2 separate regions of the Homo sapiens genome follow, and region 2 is linked to region 1. A link is a loop called in an ENCODE intact Hi-C map of the cell type or tissue named here. Cell type or tissue: heart left ventricle. All regions are shown on one strand. Each heading gives the region's core, and the rest is flanking DNA. Links, peaks and the distances in the headings are about the cores only.

What was found. Hi-C counts contacts between places; a loop is a spot of excess contacts. Peaks named below come from ENCODE experiments on the same cell type or tissue, not always from the same donor. Only the 100,000 strongest peaks of a DNase experiment are listed, where the experiment ranks them.
Region 2: it touches region 1 in a loop (3-fold over the local background); 3 of 110 quality-filtered maps call a loop at or near these places.

The regions. Positions count from the first base shown.
Region 1 is chr4:15,417,572-15,429,746 of GRCh38, forward strand. It overlaps C1QTNF7-AS1 (C1QTNF7 antisense RNA 1), which reads right to left and starts at 10,343. Exons shown (of 6, transcript NR_125911.1): 1 at 10,258-10,343. C1QTNF7 (C1q and TNF related 7) reads left to right here and starts at 10,462. Exons shown (of 3, transcript NM_031911.5): 1 at 10,462-10,535. In heart left ventricle, for the core only: no CTCF peak of the experiment used is centred there; no DNase peak of the experiment used is centred there.
Region 2 is chr4:15,360,877-15,373,051 of GRCh38, forward strand. The region is part of intron 1 of C1QTNF7-AS1 (C1QTNF7 antisense RNA 1); the gene reads right to left. It also overlaps a transcript of C1QTNF7 not described here. Among named protein-coding and RNA genes, the nearest start is that of C1QTNF7-AS1, 61 kb to the right of the region's middle. In heart left ventricle, for the core only: no CTCF peak of the experiment used is centred there; no DNase peak of the experiment used is centred there; H3K27ac peaks cover 655 bases.

The DNA.
Region 1 (12,175 bases), core at 1,300-9,299:
TTCAAGAACAGTCTGAGCAGCATAGTGAGAACCTGTCTCTACAAATATGGTGGCACACACCTGTGATTGCAGATACTTGAGAGGCTGAGGTAGGAGGATGGCTTTAGCCCAAGAGTTGAAGGCTGCAGTAAGCCATGATCAAGAAAGGCCCCATCTCAAAAAAAGAAAGAAAGAAAAGAGGTTTAATTGGCTCACAGTTCTGCAAGCTGTATAAAAAGCATGGTGCTGGCATCTGCTTCTGGTGAGAGCCTCGGGAAGCAAAGGAGGAAATGGGCCACATGGATCAAGTGGGAGAGAGAAGGGAAGAGGTGCCACATACTTTTAAACAACCAGATCTCTCAAGAACTCAGTCACTATTGCAAGGACAACATTAAGCCATTCATGAAGGATCCATCCCCATGACCCAAACACCTCCTACCAGGCCCCATCTCCAACACTGGGGATTACCATGGGACCAGAGAGAAGGTTCGTCAGGATGAGCCCGCATGGACAAGTGCCCAAAAGGCTTCCTGTAAGAGGCTACATCTTACCCATCAGCTCTTAAACAAAAGTTTGTTGAAAATCTCTCCACTTCTCTCGTTATCCTTTGTAGCCACAGTGATCAGCCATGATCATCTTTGCCCACTCAGCTGCATCAGCCTCCCAACTTGCTCCCACCTCCCCTCCCCAGCCCTCTCTAATACCTTCTCCATCATCGTTTTATGCACAACAAAGATCATGTTCTCCTCTAACCCTCTCATGGAACCCCATTGCTGTTAAGATAAAAGCCAACCTCTTCAGGCCCTGAAATGACTTGACCCCTACTATTTTTCTGACCTCCTTTCTTACAGGCCATTTTGTCTTATAAGTTCCAACCCATTGTCCTTTCAGTTACTATAATTCCCGAAGTCCTCTCCTGCCCCAGGGCCCTCTCACATACTGTTCTCCCTCCCTGTGAGGCTTTTATCCCATCTTCACCTGGCTAAGTCATCCTCAGGTATCCCCAGGTATCTCATCCTTAGAGTGACTTTCGCTGATCTCCCAAACCACAGTAGGCACTCTTTTCAATCTCTTTCACCAACCCCTCTTCTCCTTTGTAGTGCTTATCTCTCTTTAGTTATATAGGTATTTACTAAAAAGAGGTAGTAAAATACAGTAGTTAAGTGTCCTAAGACCACATGGCCTCAGGCAAGTTATTTACCTCTTCTGCCTGTTTTTCCATCTGAAGAATGCAAAGAATAATAACAGTAACCTTCTCCTGTGGTTGTAGAAAGACTGAGTTGGTGTATGCAGAGCCCTCAGCACAGAGTCTGCCCAGAGCCCCTGGCTGAGACTGTGTAGGGAATTGGGGGCATTTATGCAAAATGACCACTGAGATGCCACCCAACACAAAAATGGCACAAATGCCAATACCATTGTGGAACAAGCTTTGACGTTCTCTTCACAGCAGAGGTTAGCTTCACTAACCTTTAAAGTTACTTCCAAATCTGAGATTCTGTGGCTCCGTCTGTGTTCCAGGGACAAAAGGTGCCTGGCTGTGGGGGAACTTACATTCCCCAGGATTTTGTTTTTATACAGGGACAAGGCAGTGTAAATTCACACAACCTTTTGGAAAGCAGTTTGGCAGCATGTACCAAAAAAGACATAAAACATACAGACCTTTTGATCCAATAATTCCATTTCTGGGAATCTATCCTAAGGAAATAATCCTAAATAGGGATAAAGGCTTATGCACAAAACTTTCAATGTAATCTCATTTATACTAGGAAAAAATAGAAACAGCTTAATTGTCCCCTAATAGGAGAGAAGGGGGTTAAATAAATTATTGTACAACTACTTGATGGATATCGTTTGGCCATTAATGGCTCCAAAACATAACAGGGGAAAAACACTTATGATATAATATTAGGTTAAAGAAAAAGCACACAGCAACAGTGTATAGGTACTATTACAAATCTTTGAACAGAAGACCTATGCATACACAGAGAGAACAAAAATAACAGAAAGAAAGAAACTAAAGTGGTAACAGTGGTATAGTTCTGAGAAATAGAACTAAATAAATAATGATTTACTCTTGTTTTCCTACCTTTTCCTCCTGATATTTCGTGAGCGTATATTTAAAATAAAATACAAATAGTTCCATAGGACAAGAATAGATAATATATGAGGTTAAAAAAATAGCATATGTATTTTGATCAAAAAGTGTATATACTATGAATAGGAAAAATATTAGAAGGAAATCACATACATATATGCACACACACACACAAACATACACACACACGGCCAAACAAAAACCAAACAAACCAAATCTGTGCCTAATCTTCTAGAATCCCACTATATTAGAATCCTTGCCAGTGGTGGGGTGGTTTTCTTACCTATCTTTGCCCAAGTGTGCTTCATTTTTGCTGCCTCCCATCCTTTCTCCAGATAGCAGTCCAAGAAATCTATCTATTAATAGGAGTCACATACGATTCTCATCACTGGCAAACTCTTCACTGGCTTCTTAATGCCCTGAAGATAAAGTCTAAGTTCCCCAAGAAAGCTTTAGCCTCAATATCCACAGCCTCCGCAACGGGCTCCACCCCCCATCCTTCTTCCTCCTCACTCTTCTCCAGCCTCCCCAGCTTTCTCACTCTCCAAGGTGCCTTGTTCTCTCTCAATGCCAGGCTTTCACTGAAACCATTAGCTCTCCATGAAAAAACTACTTATTCCATCCTGGCACTTATTTTCTCAGACACCTTACAGTCAACCTTCAGTTTTCAAGAAATTGCTTAGGAGTTCAGTCCCTAAGGAGAGTGTTTCTGATCACGTAGATGAGATTATCCTGAAAACACAGATCTAAAGTGCATCCAAAGACATGCATTTCCTAGTCCCAACAAGAACGTAAACTCTAAACACTATTGAAAGAAAAAGGAATGCCTCTAACTTAAATCTGCTCCTCCCTGCACCAACAGAAATCAACATTTTTTGAGTTTGAGTAGCACAAATGTGTCAGTCAACAAGATGCATTACTTCATCAAACTTTATAACAACCTTACTTCATTTGGATATTTTTAAAATTTCAATTTATAGAAGAGAACACTAAGGTTTCAGAGGGGTAATCCTCAGAGTCTTTTGCCCAAGGCAATTTGCCCAAGGTCACATGGCTGGACAATGATGACTTTGTCCTTCAAAGTCAGCAGTCTTACTCCACAAAGAAATGTCAGTGGGAAGGGAGAAGACATGAAGATTTCTGCTAGTTTAGACTCTAGGGTAACATTCCACTGCTTTGTCTTTTTTTTTTTTTTTTTTTTTTTTTTTTTACCAAACCTCAGTGCTCAGCTTTCCTCCCCAGCACACTGAGTCATTGTTGGATTTCCCAGCTCTCGCTCCAATGTGATGGAGTCTGCTGAGGACATTGTTTTGGCTGGAAGTGAATATGTATGCAAGAGGCACCACCTGCCGCTAAATCTTTGCCTTTGTTGGGTCTAATATAGCTCTTGACCCTGAACTTGGCTCATGTCCTCAGGCACCCTCCCCACAAAATGCCTCACATGTTTTTAGCAATAAACAAAGTAGAGAACATGGGCCCCCCATTATCCGGATAAACGTTTAGAAACACCAAAATGTTCAAATAGACCGAGATGACTGAAAAAAAAAGAGAGTTGAAGAGCTTTTTCTACTAAATAATAAATGTAAGGTATTAGCACAATATTGTTACAATCACCACTATTTTTATGCCTACATAATGTCACAAAGACACTCTCAACATTCTGTGGCTGGAGTGGTTTGCATCATTGAGTGGAGGCATTGCTTCCAGGTCTCTGGCCTTCGGATGGTTTTCAGGTGCAAACAAGAGGAGCATAGAGAACCCAGGATAGTCAATGGCACTTACCAAAGAACAGTAGCCAAAGGTCAATGGTAAGAGCAGCGGCAGCTATGTCAGCACTGTTCACCCACTTCATATTTACGGAGCACCCACGAAGTGCCAGGCAACAGGGACTCATTTTCTGGGGATTATTTCAATTAATTTTTACAACAATCCAAGGAGCCAAGTACTATCACTCTCCTCATCCTAAACCGAGAGCTTGGTTTGAAGGTCAGACAAATCTGGGTTTGAATGCCAAATCTATCACTCAGTAGCTGTGTGACCTTGGGCCAGTTCTCTCATTTAGAAACTTCAGTTTCCACACCTGTAATAAGGAGATAATAATACCTACTTCGCTAAGTGGTCAGGACTCACTGTAGGTAGCACATAGTAGATGGTTAATAAATATATAGATATAGATATTTAAAATTTGTGGTACAACCGTACAATGGAATACTATTCAGCAATGAAAGAAACATGCAACATGAATGACTCTCAAAAACATTATGTTAAGTGAAAGAACAGAGCCTCAAAAACCCACATATTGTAAGATTCTATTTATATGACACTCTGGAAAAGGCAAAATTACAGGACAGATATATGATCAGAGGTTGCAGGCAGCTGGGGTGGAGGAGACTGACTACAAAGGGACATAAGGGAACATTTTGGAGGGAATGGAAATGCTCTGTATCTCTTTTTTAGTGGTGGTTATACAATTGCATACATTGGCCAAAAATCACGAAACTATTAATACCAAAAGGGTAAATTTTACATTTTAATAATTATAATCTAATAAACCTGTTTTTTTTTAAAAAAAAAAAAAAGGATATTGCACAGATATGACAGCAAAGGAGCTTCTTAATCCAGATTCCTTGGGATTTGGCAGATTTTTTATCTCCAGTTCATTGACCTGAACATGCCTAGTTATTCTTTTCATATTTGCCTATCTGATAATTCATCCTATTTTCCCCAGGGCAGAATAAATCAAGAGGTGAGGAAGGAAAAGAGCTTACTTGGAAAATCCTTCCTCCTGAAGACCAAAGGATCAGGGAAAATGCATTCTCATCTAATATCTACCCTAACCTAACATTATTTCATCTAATATTATTTCCTGTCCATTCAATGCTAAATTTCCAAATAGCTCAGTGGGTACATGGAAATTCATTATCTACTTGATCTCTGTTTTTTAATATGTTTAAAACTTTCGATAATTTTTTTTTTTTAGAAAGGGTCTTGCTTTGTCACCTAGGCTGGAGTGCAGTGGTGCAAACATGGTTCACTGCAGCTTCAACATCTCGGGCTCAAGCCATCCTCCCACCTCAGCCTTCTGAGTAGATGTGCCTATACATGCACTCCAGCAATGGCTGGTTTTTTATTTCTTTTTTATGTATTTATTTATTTTTGTAGAGATGGGGTTTTGCCATATTGCCCAGGCTGGTCTCAAGCGATCTTCCCACCATAGCCCCCCAAAATGCTGGAATTACAGTTATGAGCCACCACGTCTGGCCAACTTTCTATAAGTTTTTAAGTTTTTTACGTTTTAAAATATGAGAAGTGATATTTTGGACAAGGTAAAGTATTATGATCTGGGATAATGCTATATTGTTAATTCACATTTATCCACAAGGATGGATATTTATGTAGATTAAAACACTGGATTGTCTTCTACATGTGAAGTAGAAACCAGGTATCAGTGAAGGCTGTAGAGCAAAGACTCTTTTGGCCACCCTGCAGGGACCTGAGTTCCAGTTCTGGTTTAGCATAAATAGGTTATTTGGGCAAGTCACTTCTTACTGAATCTGGCTTTTTATCTGTGAAACAGGAAACTCAAGCAGATAACCTCTGAGATCCCTTCTTCTCTAACAGTGTGAAATTCCCAGTGCAGTGTAAGAACTGTGAGTTGAGATCCTGTCTTCGCTTTCAAGCTGTATGTTCAGGGCCCAGCACAGTGCCTGGCACACACAGGGGTCAATGACATTTGTTCATTCCATGAGTCACTGAATTGCCTTTTTTAAATATGCAAACTCCTTTTCTCATAAGAACCCACCTCTTTCCCTGCAATGAAAGCAGATTCAGTTTAGAAACCAAACTGAGTCATTTCAGCTGGTTGAAGTCCGCTTGAAAAGCCAGGAAAGCGGCAGCAGGCACCACCTCTACCTGGTCAACAGCCTGGTTCATGAAATCCCACTCACAGCCCTTCTGAGGAACCTACTGACCCCAGGATAAGGACCAAAACCTCCCGTGGCCAACAGAGCCCCGCCTGGCCCAGGCACATCCTCCCTGCAGGCTTATGCCTGCCTTTGCTCTTTCCCACTGGCCTCCACTCAGCATCATCCTCTTCCACCTCAGGGCCTTTGCATATGACATTCTCTCAGCCTGGATGTGTTTTCCTGCCCTTCTGCCAGGTTCATGCCTACCGTTTCCCCCCCTTTTAGGTCAGATGTCATTCCTTTAGGCAAGTTCTCTCTTATTTAGGCAAGTTCTTTAGGCAAGATTCAACTGGGTTGTCCGGCTAAACACTCCACAATATCCTTTATTTTTTTCCTTCAAGCATTCTCCAAAACTTATTGAGTTTATCAAATGGTATTAACTGTCCTTAATATGAAATGAATAAAAAATAACCTCATTTTTCTTCCATCATTTGTTCTAGCCAAATTCTGTTGGATCTTTCTTCCCTGCCCTTTTATGACATCTCAGGCAAATTTCTTGGCTTTCTGGTAACTTCCAGTTACATGAACAATTTTATTAGTCAATTGTGACTCATTTTCAGATATTAAAAAGACAAATCTCAATCAAATTTTCTATTTTATATCCAATACAATACTTGTCCATCTCCATGGCTGTAGTTCAGGATATGCTGTACCCTTTCACTCTTCCCCCATCTCCTGCCACTTCCTTTCACTTTCAGCTCCTCTTGAGTCAGGTCAGAGAGTAGAATAATCAGGAAAAAAGTGACTGAATTATTCTTACTTAGTAAGTGCTACTTGTATGATCCTCTCCTGGCTCCAATGTCTGCTATGCACTCCAGGTAGCCAAATGCTGGCTCTTTCGGGGTGAAGGTGTTCCTTGGTTGATAGCTTGCAGTGCTCCCCCCACCAGCCTCAGATTCTGTACTCAGTGATACACCCAGTGACTTCTTAGTGGCCTCCCCCCACTAGGAGGACTCCTTGGCTCAGGAAGTCCCATCACGATGGCCCCACTCAGCTGCCTTCCTCAGTACCATCTCCCTCTTGGGGAGTGCATATATTCTTGCCTCTCTAACAGCTGCCCCTGCACTCCTCTCCCTTCTCCACAACTCTACCTTGATGCCTCTCTTCAACCACTAATCTTTTCTGAATTTCTAGCTTTCTTTTATGTGGACTGAAAATGGCTGATGGTCACTGTCAGATCCAGCTGGATTTTAACAAGTTCTAAGTCGATGTATGAGCATTGGTTGCCTATCATTCTCTGCTTTGTGTTCTCAGCTGAAATTCCAAGTGGATGGGAATTCCCAATTCATATCCTGTTAAGCACAGTTCTGTGATTATTTCATAAATATCTCTCTTCCTCACTAGATTTTGTCTCTACAAGGTCTCTTTGTTTGCTCTCTACTGAATACCCAGACCAAGCATTCAGCATCTGACATATAGTAGCAGCTAAATAAATAAGTGATGAAGTAATAAATAAAAGAACAGGATGAGACACAAAGAAGACCAGATTTGTATCACTACAACTCCCCGGTTTGTAAGGACAAGCAGATAAGGCATCATTTGAGCAAGAGTAGATAAGGCAAAGATTCCTAGAGCCTGGCTGCCCATTGGAATCACCCATAGAGCTTTTAAAAAATATTAATGCCTAACTTAATCTACTGATATGCTCATTCAGTAGATCTAGTTAAGAGCCAGTGAGCTAAAGTGCATGGCAGATCCAAATTACGTGCTAGAAGGGTTCAGGAGAAGACAGGGTTGTGCCTGCTTGAGAATATCAGGGAGACTTTCTGTAGAAAGTGATGCATACAGAAGATAAATGTGAACAGATGGAGAAAGAGGCATAGGGGAGACATGGTTGGTAATGGCTTGCAGCTACTGGAGATGATATAAGCAAGGCACTGAGGTTACAAAGAGAAGATTCAATTCCTAACAGAACCCAGGGCACCCATGGAGAGGAGGAGGAAGAAACAGAGGGTATGCAACTGCAAGTTGTTTGGATGCAAAAACATGGTCTTTTAAAGTTAGCAACAACCTAGGGAGGAAATATGGTAAGTAGTTAGGTGTGTCAATTGTGGATCAGACTGTCTAAATTACTCATCTGTAGAAGGAGGATAATACAATTACTCACCTCAAGAGGTTATGATGAGGATTAAAGAAAGTGATGCTTGTCATGTCTTAGCACGTTGTACATGCTCATTACATATCAGCTAGAACCTTCTTTTTAAAATACTTCTACCACCTAGAAAAATGGTGTGTGAGTGTGTGTGTATGTATGTGTGTAGTGGTGAGCAGAGCTGGCTTATACCTGCCAGCAAGTGCGAATTCTACAATTCTACATTCTATAACTTTCCAACTCTGCATTCAGTGAAGGTCAGATTGTTAGCTTGAAATTGACCATGGCGGGGGTATTCACTCCAAGAAAACTAACAAAAGCTACAAATCTGAACCTTCTTTTTGAGAGCTAGGTTAGCGGCAAACTGTTAGGTGCTCTGGGAACACTGATGGGATTGGAATGGAATGGAATGAATTCAGTTGAAAAGTAAATAAAGGATATGGGGTAAAAAAGAGCACAAGTTGAGAAAGGAAGATTATCTGCCTAGGAAAGACAAAATAAGACCCCGTCCTTGGGGTGAGTGGCAGGTAAAAATGGAATCTGACTTTTACTCTGAGCCAATACTTCCTTAAGCATATTTTTCTACCCATCACTTCACCACTGCTTCTAAGTGTGAAAATAACTGAGTGAAATAGACACTGACAAGCTTTATCAACATCTGAGGTTCTGAACACTCTCAGAGACATTTTCAAAGGTTCATTCTCTCTGGGAAAAAGAATGAGTTCAGAAAGACACAGATTACAATAAATTATCTGGGATGAAAATAATAAAGAAGAAAAAGAAGAAATTCAATTTTTATTGAAGAACAGAAAAAATACTGTAATACTTTAATGATACAAAAAACCTTATTTTATGTGGTAAGTAACATTAAAGAGAAATTAGAGAAGTTGTGAATGACACAGAAAAGAAAATATGAATATCCACAAATTGTATCAACACTTTAAGGCAGAAAAATAAGAATGCATCTATTCTTTTATTGGTCTACAAATTCATCCACTTCTGAGCTCCCTGGCAGAGACTGGGCTACTCCAAAGCAGACATAATGGAAAAAGCCCACTTAAGAAGTTATCACTTATAAACAAATAAATGAACATATTAAAAGGCTGTATCACCTGAAATTAAGCTTGTAAATGGGTGACATCAGACACCATCATTTGGTTCGAGAATATTAAGAACTATGAGAAACCCTGGAAATAATCAAGGACAACCATCTTATTTTGAAAGTGAGAAAACAGACACAGAGACTTTATCTGATTAAAATCTGACTCTAATTTAGCAATAAGTTATGACTAGCTTCTATGCTCAAGACATTGTTTTGACCATCCTATGATGGCATTAAGATTTTGGAAAGCCAACAAATTCAAAGGACCATTTCCTCCAGTGTGGAGAGTGGATCCCAAAGGCAAAATTAAGCTGGTCAGAACGGGGAGCCCAGCAATCTCGTTGGTCAAGTGTGTGGTCAACATCCACTTCACTAACTCTGGAAACATTCCTTTCAATTAGAGTTCTCATTGCTTGAGAAGAATGAGAGGAAAAGAAAGATAAAAACAAGATTTTTTTCAGTCGTCTAATTTCCATAAATGACATCATAAATTATATATTGCTGTTGCCAAGGAAATATAAGAAATACATAGCAGAAGGAAACAAAGAAATTGATTGCACCATAGACGACTAGTCATATGCTTTGGAGAATCATTCTGCCTTTTGAGATGTTATGATCAGTTCTTTACAGGCACAAAGACATATTAGTTTTCTAAAAATACCCAATCATTTATCCATTCAGCAAAGAACAAAGAAAACAAAATCAGTGCAATTCTCATAACCCTCTTTCTTTGCACAGCACATAGAATGAGGGGCTATTTTCCTGCCATATTTACCAAGAATAGGGACAGTGTTCATTATTCCACAAGACACCATCCTAGGTCCAGAATCTAAAGGCTCTACCTCCAAAACTCTCAAATATAAAATGGCTTTTTTCTCTAAGTTAACAACTAATTTCCAGTCAGTGAGTAATTTTTTTCCTGAAACATTCACTCAGTGGAAAACAAATGAAGAGGGAAAAAATTAAGTAAACAAATCTGAAAAAGAGGCCACAACACACAGAGATGGAGAAGCTCTAAACTTACCACTGAAGGAAAGCAGGCACTTAAAGTTTATCCCAAACAAAACTGTAATTTTAACTGGTCCCCGAGTTGAGCCTCACTCGATGAATGACTTCCAGGGCCTTTGGCTCTTTGGGACTAAACGAGAAAATTATTTTTAGCACAACTATTTGGAAATCTTTGAGAATTTGGATCTGTTATTCTGTCTGGTACCAAAGCAAGTTTTTCACTGAGCTCTCATGAAAGATCCTCAGTCTCTTGTGGATTTAGAATCCTGCAGCAGCCCACCATCTAAGAGCAAGGTATGGTGTTTACTCTTTTTTTTAGAATTTTGGCAAATGTAGATGCAATGGCCTGTTCTCGTGACGGGAGCTTTTTAGCTTATTAAACAGATGGCTCTGTAGGAAGAATCCATAAAACTGAAGACCTAGCTTCAAGTCTCTGGACTGACACTAGCTTTCTAACCATAGACAAGTTGCGGGACTTCTCAGGACCTTGGTTCCCCATCTAACCTACCACAAGATGGTTTTGGGGAGGACGATATGGGCTTAGCATTGCTCTCTAGGATATAAAATGTTTTGCAAATGTCAGGGTTTTTTTTAATCACTGTGCCATAAAGTAGTCAAAACTTTATCAATAATGAACTGTTGACAATAATAAATATTGATGAATTTTTTTTTCTTCATTGAGCCTCTACTGTAGACTAGTCTCTGTCCTAGAGTTTGCATTTTAGTGGGGAAACAAGCAAGTCAATAGATAGCCATAACACAGTGCAATTGTGTGGCCTTGCAGGGACTTGAGTAGTGCCAGGAGGAGAAGGAGGTTAATTCATGGCAAACAGGAAAAGCAGTTCTGCAGAGGAAAATTGGAGCCCCCAAAAGCAAAGAACTGGTGAACAACAACATAAAAGGAACTGAGGCATGAGCAGCTCAGGTCTCCATCCTGTCCCAATCACAGTGCCACTCCCAGTGCAACAAGAGAAACACAGAGCTTGCTGTTGTGAAATCTCCACCTCTGCAGGCCAAGAAAATGTCCCGTTTTGGCTTTTCCTGGTTACCTATTCTCTTCTTAATGATTTCCAGGCAAAGCACATTTTCAACTTGAATTAATTATCAAGTCCAGCCCTTTGTCATGAAGTAATATGTTATAGTTTCCCTCACATGATGTAGGGACAAACTCAAGTGTTTGAAGACAAAAGAACTCAGTACAAATTCTGGCTGCACCATTTCATGCCTGTGTGGACTTGAGCCCACAGAGTATCAATGTTCTTACTTATAAAGTGAAGGTAATAGCACTTACTTCATAACAAGTGGTGTGAGGATAAAGTAAAAGATGTCCTTAAAACACCTGGCACAGAAATAAGAATACTGGGCTCTCCCTGCATTCCAATTCATTTTTATTCAGTTTTTTTAATTATGGTAAAATATACATATCATAAAATTTACCATTTCAACCATTCTTATGTGTACGGTTCTGCAGCATTAAATACATTCATTTTGTTATGCAGTATCATCACCATCTCTCCAGGACTTCTTCGTCTTCCCAAACTGAAACTCTCTATACCCATGAAACCATAAATTCCCATTCCCCTCTTCCCTTCCTCCTCCAACAGTGAGTATTCTACTTTCAGTCTTGATGAATGTGACTACTCTAGGAACTTTGTGTAAGAGGAATCACACAATATTTGTCCTTTTGTGACTGGCTTATTTCACATAATATACTGTCTTCAGGGTTCCTCATGTTGTAGCATGTGTCAGTATCTCCTTTCCTTTTAAGGCTGAAGAAGATTCCATTGTACGTGTAGACCAGGTTTTGTTTATCCATTCACCTTTCCATGGACACTTGGGTTGCTTCCACCTTTTGCCTATTGTGAATAACGCTGCAGATATGGCTATGCAAATATCTGTTTGAGTCCTTGCTGCTACGAACATGCATGTGCAAA
Region 2 (12,175 bases), core at 2,148-10,147, 56 kb before region 1:
TAGCATCTGTACTTAAACTCACCTTAGCTGGTCTCCAGTCAAGTCATGTTAGGTAGGTTTATATCTAACACCTATAAGAGGACACCATAGTAACCTCTGTACAATTGATTGAATTTAAGGATTTTCTCTTCCTCATCTATTATCTTCTATGATAAGCTACTATATTTCTAATAAGGAAAAGCAATTCTATTTAGTATTTAAAAGGATTAAAGTTAAAACAACTTTTTGGTAATTTCAAGATAAAGTCCACACCCCTGCTTGGGACACCAGACTTCACAAAGCTTACCTCTTGGGTTTCATCTTCTAATATTCTTCAGAAGCACTTTCCACTTTGACCATCATGAACCACCTAAAACTTCCCAAATTTATACCCCTGTTTTCCATCTTCTTCTTGGAACATCCTATAGGTTAAGAAACTGGCTTGGGGAGATTATTCAAAATTACACAACTAATGGAATGATTAAAAAAAAGAAACAGTTACTCTGAAGGCCATACTGTCTCCCCAGGCTCAGAATGAAAAACTGAATCTGTCAAGGTGATATTTTTCTAATTATCTTTGTGCCATAATCTCAGCATAGACACATTAATCGCTTACATTGCTTTCAACATTATCTGGGGGAAGAAAAACCCTGAAATATACTCTCTGCCATTACCATATATACAGAAGGTCCAAATGATTCCAGAAAGGTGTTTTTGCCTCTTGAGAGGAATGACACAGTGTATTCAGAGCAATATTTCAGCCAGACATTCAAGCCCAGTTTGCTAACACATGCCCTGTGTAGTCAGATTTCGTTAATATGGTCTACTCTGGTTTCTTTCATTCTAAGAATTTAATATTGAATTTCAAAACCCAAATGGCATAAATAAATTCCAGATGTCTTCCCAAATCCCTAAATCTCATATTAGACTAAGGAGAGGCATTGCTATGTATGAGTAGACGGTTACATTTAATTCCTTGAAAAGCCAAAAGGATCTTTGGGAGGCTCTTCAGCCTTCTTCCACCAAGAAAACACATTAACTCTTCTGAGTTTCTTAAGAAGCTGAGTTCTCAAAATCCACAGCCCAGCTGTCTGACATATGTTCTGCTGCATTCCTCCCCTCGAGGGGCAAAAGAGCATCGTGGTGAACTGCAGGGCACAGAAGCCAGGCCGACTGGGTTCCAATCCAACTGGGTGGATTTGGGCAAGTCAATTAAGCTCGCTATTCCCCAGTTTTCTCTAAAATGGGGGTAAACATAGTACCTACACCTCGAATGGCTGTTGCAAAAATTAATGAGTTAATAATTTAAAGTGTTTAGCACAGTGCCAGCCACACAGCAAAATGTCTACACTCTTATTTCCTAAGAGGTGATGTATAAAGAGCTGACCTGGGAGGTCCTCAATGGCTGAGAAATTCCCTTCCCTCTTTCCCTCTATATAGACAAGTGTAAGTCTTCAACTTTTGATTAGTAAGATTCATCTTTCTGTGGGGGACTAATCAGCTAACTTCAGATCTCAGACCCCTCCCCTAAGTCTGGCCCATCCCCTACTTTTCCTACCTAAGTCAGCATTCTTGATCCTTGTGCGTTAGTCATAGGCAACTTGACCTGCAGCATAACTCCACTTACAAAATGTAAAAGTTCTTCAGAGCATTTGTGTAGCTTTGTGTCTGCAATTAATCAAAGAAGATCATATATGTAAAACACCAAAGGGTTTACAATAAGTGATTAAAAAATTATAGTTTTCTTCCTTCTTCCTCTTCCCCCATTAATGGCTGGCACCTCTGTTTGTAAGAAACGTGTGATTATGACATGAAAGACTCATTGCTAACCTTTGACAGAGCATTTACAGCCCATATATCCTTCAGCATCTCAGTTTCATGCCTCTACACCACACGTTGGTGCCAGATGTTAACTGGGCAAGCTTGGCTATTTCACACTTGACTATCTTTTCACTTTTCAGTAGTAACAAAAGCTTGCCTAATAGTTTATTATTTACAAAGTGCTTTCACATACATTCCCTTGAGTATGCTCTACATCAATACTATAAGTAAGTATCATCATCATTATCATTATGATTTTGCAGCATGGAAAACTCAAACCTGGAAAGATAAAAAGACTGGCCCAAATTCACTCTGCTGATAAAAGGTTCAGTGAGAATTTGAACCTGGGTTCCCTGCCTTGAAATTTTGTACTTTTTTTTCTCCCAAACTTCATTGATAACATGATAGGATTAAATAATGAAAATCTTAAAATATACCTCATTAATTATTTGGTTACATGTCTTCCCTTGATGGTATTTTTTTATCTTAAGCTTTGATTTTTCTGCTTTGTCTGGTGTTACCATGGTTGGGAAGATCACGCTGAGCTTAGTCTTTCAGCCAGGTGGAGCTGTTTTTGTAGGCTACAATGATTGTGTGTTGGATGGTTGGTCTTTCTTTTTTTTAAAGACATGTTTAATTGTTATTTTTATTCAAGTAGAACGAAAACTTTGTGGTCATAAGAGACCTAGGTTTATTCTACCTTTCTGTTCCTCCATCCTGGTATGCATGGTATGCAGCAATCCCTATTGTAATCACAAGACATCTACTCTACCTCAATGCCATGACTGCATTCTGGATCAATAGCAAACTACACAGAACAAAATCTGAACGTGTGAAACCACCTGAGCCTTTCTCTTCTAGGAAGCTTTCCCAGCAACCTCCTCCATCAACCTCTGCTTACTTATTATTGTCCCAACTCGGTGGGTCACAGCCTTCACTAGCCACAAAGGCTCCCAGGAAGGTGGGCATTTACCTGGCCACATTGCCTCCCCAGACAAATGAGGCTTCTGTTAACAAGAAATAATGGCAAAATGAACATTGGAAAGTAACTAACAGAATCTTGTAAGAAAATTACCATTTTTTGAGAGCCTGAAATGTGTTAGGCACAAACTAAGACAATATGAAGAAAGAAATGTCACTATCTTTGCATCAGACATATAGAAAGTGATATCCAGAAAGATGTAAAATGTGAAATGAGATGCCCTTGTCTCTGAGCATTGCTATGTGAGTTTTCCTCATGTGATGATACCCTGTTCAGAGCAGACACTCAAAAAATGGCTTCAAATGTTTTCTTCCCTTTCTCTCCTCTCTTGAAATTAGAAATGCAATGTCAGCTTCCACTTGGAATGCCTTTATATTCGCATTGTCTAATTAATCTTGTTATGATCCCACTATGGCTACCATTCTGGCCAGTGTTATCTGTATTCTCTAAACCATCACACCCCTGACTTGTCAGATCCTGTCAAACCTTTTCTGTGTCATGTTCTTCTATCTTTTTGGTTGACTCTCTAGAGCTATAATGACATTGTTTTCACTTTTAACATCATCAGCTAAAACATAAATAGTCTTTGGCTTGGTGATTTATCAGCCTCTTCATTGTACTTGGCACTTAGGAGGAGCTCAATGATGTCTGTTGAATGAATGAATCTCAGCTTCATCATTTACCAGCTGTGTGATCTTGGGCAAGTTTCACAGCTCTAATGAGTGAGAAAAAAATAAATGTTTGTTGTTATAAGCCACTGAGATCTGGGAGGTGTTTATTATGCAGCACCATTAATAGCAGCATTAGCTGATGACTACAGCCTGCCACCATGTAGATGGGGGAAGGAAATTTATGGAAGAGAGATGCTCAGCAGATAATGCCAAAAACATTTGCCATAGAATATTATCCATGCTCTAATAAGACACGTTTCTCTAGCATTAGTTAAAATGAACAGACAATCCTGAATTGTAATAACTTCACATATAATAAATACTAAAGAAATTACACATAAACTTTCCATATTGTATACATGCTCTGTGATTTTTAAAACATGTATGGAACACCACCGTGGAGAAAAAATATATTTCCTGGGCAAGCATCATCCCATTGCATCAGTGGGCAAGCACATGGGATGATCATGACAATTCAAAGTACCCAGAATACTTCTCTCATTGTCACAGCTGTGTTATAAATACGTTGGGTTTGAGGTATGGGAATGGTCTCTCTGAACAGAGAGTAGAATGGGTAAATAATCTCTTTTTTTGTGAGGCAAGAATAGCACCTCTTGATTGTCAGTGAAAACCAAAACTGGAGTACTTTTGAAAAGCTGATATATCATCACCTGGGGCTTCATCCCACGTGAAATGAAAATACACACTAGAGTTGAGCAGGGTTTTTCCTCTTGCTTTGCACACTCGTGTGTCTGACTTCTGTTCATGAAACATCCAGTGAAATGGGGATTTTACAAGCAAACGAGCAGGTGTTTGGCACCATATATATGTTCATACATAAAGGTATGAATTAAAATCTAGTATATTTCAAGGCCTTTGTCAAATAGCAAGGGAAAGCTCTTAAGAGATCTCTTTTTTTTTTCAGGCAGCATTAACTACTGGAAATATACTTGTGTACCTTAGAATCAAGAAGACCTGGATTTGATTCCCAGGTCTGCTAACAAATGTGCAGCCTTGAGCATATTATTTCTCACCACTAATTGTTTTCCTCACCTGTGCAATAGAGATAATAATATCTAAAATGTTTCAAATGACATTTCCACATTTGCCATCAAAAGAAGTTGAATATTGGTGATTTCACGTGGTTCAACTTAGACCCGTCTCTCGGGACTGACTCCAGAATAACAGAGCTCATGTATGTCTGTTAGTCACAACTCTTTTGGTTGCACATGAGAAGAACCCATCTCAAACCAGCTTAAGAAAAGAGGGAATGCATGAGCTCATGAAACTGGGCAATCTAGGAATGGTGTTAGCTTCATGTGTGTAGGATCCAGGGGCTCAAAAGATGCTTCAAGTATTTTTTTCTCTCTCTCTTTCTCCCTCTGACTTCCTTCTGTATCTGTTGACTTTGTCATACATGGTGGAGAAGATGACCAATGATAGGCTTCACTAAGAGCAAAAGGGACTCCTCCCTCCCAACGGCTGTATTCCTTGCATTCCATACTCACCCTTCAACTAATCACTGTTGCCAGAGGTGTCAGAGATGGCCTGTTTTGCTTAGCCTACCCTGGTGGACCTATCACCTCAGGGGAGGCAGCAGGAGTGAAGGACACTGAGCAGACAGCCCAACTAGAACTACATAAAATAGGAAAGGCAGTACCCAAAGATTACTGGGGTGCCAAGCAAGCAGAATAAAAAGATGTCCACTACAGTGTACACAATGTAACACAGATCCCAGCACATGGAAGATGGGTTAACAGCTGGAGAGTTTCCTATGCAATCCTCAAAGGATGTAAGAGACACAATTTACTGTCTCACTCAAAGATAAGATGAACAGCTTTTCCTGATTTGCCTGAGACTTTTCTGGTTTTAGCACTGAAAATCCCATGCCATGGAGAACTCCTCAGTTTTAGACTGAACTATCCCAGTTTTAAAACTGAAAGCCTCACATCTCGGGAACCCCCTCAATCCCAGGAAAATTAGGATGGCTGGTCACCCTATCCAAAAATGGCACTTGTAAGTGTAAACCTTAGCTACAGTTGAGGGCATGTTAAGTTAGTTTACTGTTGCTGCATCATGGAAGAATGGAATGGTATGGCACATGAAAAACTGCGGATAGTCCCCTGGAAAAAAATGCACAGCCCAAGTCTGTGTTACTTGCAGTTACAGCATCTAACCCTTTGCTTTGCCTCCCTCCTCTGCCTTTTCTTTTTCTTTCACTGTGTCTTTCTCTCTTTTTCTTTTTCCTCACTTTTTTCCCTTCCTCTCCTTCCTTCTTTTTTTCCTTCCAATCTTTCTCCCTTCTCTGTTTTATTTTCTTCTCTTTTTTAAATTTTCTTTTGTGGCTACATATTTACCTTTCAAATAACATGGGACTTAGATGTTGTCTGCAGTCTCCAAAGGAGCTGCTATGTATTCCTGGACTAAAACAAGCAAGCCTCAGTAAATATCCTTATCCTGAATGATCTACCAACTAAGTGAGAGCTTCATTGTTGATTAAGACAGGAAGTGCATGTGTGACTCCTGCGGGCTGGCTGAGACAGCAGGGTCATGCTGATGCACATGAGGAATGGAAAAATTGGGGGGAAAAGATAGTGATGATTGTGAAACTAAGAGATTGGAAATTCAAAGGGCTTGAGACTAGGTTCTTTTGAGGGACATTTTGGTTCAACCATTTACATAGGGGGTGCATCTATTTATCCATAATGAAAATTGCTGAGATTTGGAACTTCTTTCTGCTTTTGAATCAATTAATGAAGCAATATAAATCAGGAAGTGCTTCTTAGTTTCAAACTATGCTTTGAAGCTAGGCCTGCATTTGAATGTTTTCAATCCAAATCTTAAAATTAGAAAGAAGGCAATTTCCAGTCGTCTTCAAAGGAGAACTATTATTCGGGAAAATAGAGTCTTCTAAATTATACTTTTGAGAGTGATATGAATTTTCTTGCCTTTATTAGGTGCTAAAGTTCTAAAGAATTAACTCCACTTAGGAAGCAAATCCAAATACTCTCTCATGACAAGGTTTCCACCAAGTGGCGGTCATATACTTGGGACTTCCACTACATTTTCAGCATTCATATATCACTTATACAATTTTCATCATTACCCAGTACTACCAGCACCATTTATTTATCTGGCGTTTTCCACAAGTTGACTTTTTAAATTAGACATACTGAGTTGATGCAGCCGATGCAGCTCACTAGGATGTATGTGTATCAATGTCAGAGGGACCAGGCTGATCCCCAGATCATGTATTTGAAACCCTGTGGGAAAGAAAATTATTGTCACCTACAAGAAAAGCAGAGAAAGGACTTGGAGCTTCACCACATGGCCCTTATCTTGGTTCTACCTTTTGGTAGCCTTGAGATTTGGTTTAAGTGACTTTAATTTTCTACCCATACAGTGGTAAAGATTAATTAAGATAATGTCCAGAAGAATCAATGAACTTTGCTAGCACCTAGCAAATGTTAGCCAGGAAACTTGTTTTTATTTTTTTTTTTCACATGCAAACATTCCTAATTTACTAACTATGATTTTGTAATCAACATTATTGAGGTATAATTTACATACAGTAAAAGGCATCCATTTATAGTGCACAATTCAATTTATTTAAAGTGTTCAATTAGCTGAGTTTTGTACACACCCATGAAGTCACTGCCAAAACTTAAGAAACAGAATATTTCCATTTACCCCTGAAAGTTTCTTTCTGTCCTTTTGAAGTTTTTCTCTCTTTCTGTCCCTGACCTCATGCAACCACTTATCTGACTGATCTGCTTTTTTGTCACTGTGGACTTAGTTGCATTTTCTAGACTTTTACAAGTAGTATCTCGCAGTATAGACTCTTTGTGTCTGGCTTTTAAAATCTATCATAATGATTTTAAGAGTCACCCGTGTGGTTGGATGTATCAGTTGTCCACACCCCCGACTCTTTCAGCATGCTTTTTTCTTTTTATTTTATTTTAACCATTTTTTTAATTATACTTTAAGTTCTAGGGTACATGTGCACAACTTGCAGGTTTGTTACATATATATACATGTGCCATGTTGGTGTGCTGCACCCATTAACTCGTCATTTACATTAGGTATATATCCTAATGCTATCCCTCCCCACTCCCCCAACCCCATGACAGGCCCCGGTGTGTGATGTTCCCCTCCCTGTGTCCAAGTGTTCTCATTGTTCAATTCCCACCTGTGAGTGAGAACATGCAGTGTTTGGTTTTCTGTCCTTGCGACAGTTTGCTGAGAATGATGGTTTCCAGCTTCATCCATGTCCCTACAAAGGACATGAACTCATCCCTTTTTATGGCTGCATAGTATTCCATGGTGTATATGTGCCACATTTTCTTAATCCATTCTATAATTGATGGGCATTTGGGTAGGTTCCAAGTCTTTGCTATTGTGAATAGTGCCGCAATAAACATACGTGTGCATGTGTCTTTATAGCAGCATGATTTATAATCCTTTGGGTATATACCCAGTAATGGGATGGTTAGCCAGGAAACTTGTTAGTCTCACTGGTTGCAAGTAGCAAAGACTTGCAGAGTTCTTTAGGGCAGATGGTTCATTTATTCTGGGAAAGCCAACCAAATGGTGAATGTAAAGCGAAGATCATTTTCTGAAATATGTGGTTTTAAGTTGTTACACTGTCTTGGAGAAAATGATGTAAAAAAGAAAAAAATTGAGTTACAGCCAGGGACCATCTCTGCAGGCTAGGATATTTTGAGAGGAAATATGTCTTAATTAGGAAGGGACAAAGAACATGTCATAGTGTTCATTTCCCTCGGCTTCTTCAGACCAGATTTTGATCGCTTGTGGTTAGTGAGTCAGAGGTAAGGATGAGAAGGGAAAGAAACAAAATATTTTAGCAAAATTTTGAGAGTCTCTGCACACAAGTTGTGCTGATTAAGGCTCAAGTGAGAAAACAGCCCAGAATTAGGGAGAGGCAAGTCTCTCCTTCCTCTGCAGGGAAACCAGCATCACTTTAGATTTTAGAGGGTTTTTAAACATTCTGTTTTCTGATTATTTTGATATATAGGAAGGCTACTTTCATGTATGTATTTTTGTATCTATAAACTCTGTTAAACATATATTATTTCTAATGGCCCTTGTTAAATTTGCTGCATTGTTTAGGTGTATAGTTTTATTATCTTCAAGAATGATAGCTTAGCCTCCTCCTATCCATCAGCTACATCTGTTATTGTTTGTTTCCTGCCTTATCATATATAAATTATTTTACCATTATTTAAGAATGATTTAAAAAGTTTTGCATTTTTAATCTACTACAGTAAGAATGACTTTGAAAACTGAGCAATTAACAGCCCAACGAATAGCTAAAAATCTTTTGTGGTAACTTACATATAATGTAATGATACACTGGGAATGCCTTTGTAATCCTGTGATGAAAACAATGGGAAAGAAGGCCTGTGAAGTTGTATCAGTCAGTGATATTTCAGTTGAATACATTAATGAAGATAATGGAAGGTAAGCACCATAATTTGACTGCAAGACTTCAAATGTGAGATAACACCAAGAAAGTATTAACCACCTCAGTCAGCATTCAGTTAAGAAAATAGCATCAGGTAGAGATTTAAGACAAGAAATTAAAGTCTTAAAGAGCCATTTAAAGAACTGTAAAGAATCTATACATGAGATCATATTGTATTCAACTATACTGAACTATGCAACACACAAGTAAATCTACATAAAAACTGGTAAAAACTGAAGAAGGTCTGTAGTCTGCCTAATACTATTGTACTCATGTCGATTTTTTTTAATTCTATGATTATTATAGTGATATAAGATGTCACCATTTGAAGAGGCTAGGGTATTTTTGTAAATTTTTTTGTAACCTCTTATGAGTCTATAAATATTTCTAAATAAAAAATAATTGTTTAAAAGGGGTTCATGGGACCAACAACTGGCGAAAAAAAGCATTCTGTTTGGCTATAAACTGAGAAGAACAAGCTTGCTGGGAAGCCATAGGAAAGTGTGAGATTCTAGGATCTCACCCAGAAGTTCCTGCAAACCATACATCAGCTGGCTGTTTCCACTCTGTAACTGACACCAAAGAATAATGTTCTCTAATTATTTTGTATCTTTCACAACCCTGTGTGTGCCCTCCTTGGCTGGCTGTAATTAGGAACTCTGCCTACAAGTGATTCTGGGAAATGTAGTTCCAGGCTTCCAGTCTCTGTTCCCTCAGAGAGAGAGAGAGTGGAAAGGGCCAGGGATGGTGCTGAGTTGAAAACATACATCCCAACTCACTCATATTCAACAGATACTATAAACTTACATTCTAGCCTTTGAAAGGAGATTATAAGAAGGAAATTAATCAAAACTTTAGGTTTATAAATAAAAGAAATTTATAAATAGTTCCATTTCCCAGCATGGTTTCTTAGCCTAATATTCTAGTTATCTTCATCCAAAAGAATTTGTAATAAAAATATTTTCGTAGGATTTTTTTCCAGTTTATAAAGCAATTCCACATGTACTCTCTCATTGGCCCTCCAAACAATTTTGAGAAATAGATAATAATGGAAACACTTAAGATTTATCTGATACTTTCATTTCTACTATCACATTTCCTATTGTAACTCACCAACAAAACTAGGCTTCTTGAGGTTCCCTAAACACAACATGCTGTCATTCCGTTTCTTTGCACATGTGGTTCCTTCAACTGAAAATGTCTTTCCCTGGTAGGAATTCCTCCTAGTTCCTACACATCTTCACGCCCTGTCCCGTCAGCTCTTTCTAGGAAGAGACTGAGGCTGTTGGGGTATGAACAGGCAGCTCCATCCTGCAGAGGGCCAGGCTGTGCTGCCCTTGCAGGAACCCAGGCATTGACCAGCAGACAGCAGATGCGACCCAAGATCCGCTCCTCAAGCTGCCTCTCTCCACATTAACAACCTCATTCTTGATTAGCCAAACCTAGCAAAATCGACAGGGGAAGAATGCATTTGGTGGTACACAGAGGGCTTAATAAAGGGGCCTCATTAGACTGTTCTTGGGCGTATGCTTGCTAGTCATACTGCTGCAGAAGAATTTTGAAGGGCCTTTCTTCTACTATTTATTTTCCCCGGCTTGCCCCTGTCTAATCCTCCCTTGCTCCTCTGTAGCTTTTCATGTTAGTGTCCTAATGGCTGGACATATCTTAGTGAGCAAAGCATCCCTGGCTTCAGGGAGCTTACAGACTGGTGAGGGAGACAACCATTATGCAAATTATCTTAGAAATATATACCTATTGCTATAACCACTACAATAATAAAATGACACTTATGACATCCTATGAAAGGAGAAAAAATTATAAAGGGGAAGTGTAGGACAGTATAAGAGAATATAGCGAGGAAGAGCAAGGGTGCGGAGGGTCAGATTAAAGAAAACATCCCGGGGAAGAAGCATGTGAGTTCAGTTTGAACTAATGAAGGGACTTATTAACATGAAGGGGGCTGGGAGGGATGCAGGAAGAGAACATTCCAGGCAAACTCTCTACAGCTGTCAATCTAAGCTCAGTGGGCACATGGAGGGAATCCCCATGGCTTCCTTCTCATGGTGCTCTGGGTAACAATGTCTTGCCTCCAGGCAACTCAATAGGAAAGAGTAGGAAAGGAAAGGAAAGGGTCACAGCTCAGAATCTCGGAGAAAAGAGGAGGTGGAGGCAGAATGTGTCATGAGGGGAGCAGGGTTCTTGTCGTCATGGTTTACATTTGGTCACTGCTGCTTACTAGCTTTGTGACCTTAGAAAAGTCACTACCAAGATATCAATGTTGTTTTGACAATTCAGTGAGGGAAAAAAAAAGGCTCAATAAGTATTCGTTCCCTTCTTTTACTTCCCGCAGGCTTGCTATGGACTGAATTGTGTCACCCCAAAATTCATGTGTTGAAGCTTTAACCCCTATTACGGCTTTATCAGGAGATAGAGGCGTTCATAGCTAATCCAACTTAAATGAGGTCATAGGATGGGTCCATAATCCAATAGGACTATGGTCTCTTAAGAAAAGGAAGAGAAAGATCTCCCTCTGCCCACCATATGAGGACACAGAAGGGAGGCAGCCATCTGCAAGTCAAGAAGAGAAGCCTCACCAGAATCCAACCACGCTGGCACCCAGATCTCAGACTTCCAGACTCCAGAACTGTGAGAAAATACATTTCTGTTGTTTATGCCACCCAGTCTATGGTATTTTGTTATGGCAGCCCAAGCAAGACTCTACTAGAAAATTCTTCTTACAGATGATAGAGTGCAAATCTTAAATAACATTCAAATAATAAATTAATAAAAGGGTAAGATAGTGAATGGAACCATAAAATATGAGTTGGACTTGTGACTTGATCATTTTCAAGGGGGCGCTGATCTTGATTCATTTGATCTTTGTTCATGGCTACTTCAAAAATAAAGACATTCCCATTTGTGTCAAGATACCGTGGATGCCTTTCTGTGTGACTGAACAAAATATTTTCTCTTTGTTCTTCATTCTTAACATTACATGAAAAATGGAAGGACAATTTGAGTCCTAAGAAAGAAAACCAATAGCAGCAAGCATGGGAGACAAGTACCAAGAGGTGGATAACAAGGGAAAAAAGATGAAATACACTCCTAAAAGGAAAAGGGGGAAAAAAAGTCAAGGCAGAACCCAGGAGCCCTGGCACCTAGTGGTGTCAGCCAATGACACAGATGAAATGGGCAATGGTAGTTGCACATCCCGCTGGAAAATACCACTGTCTCAGC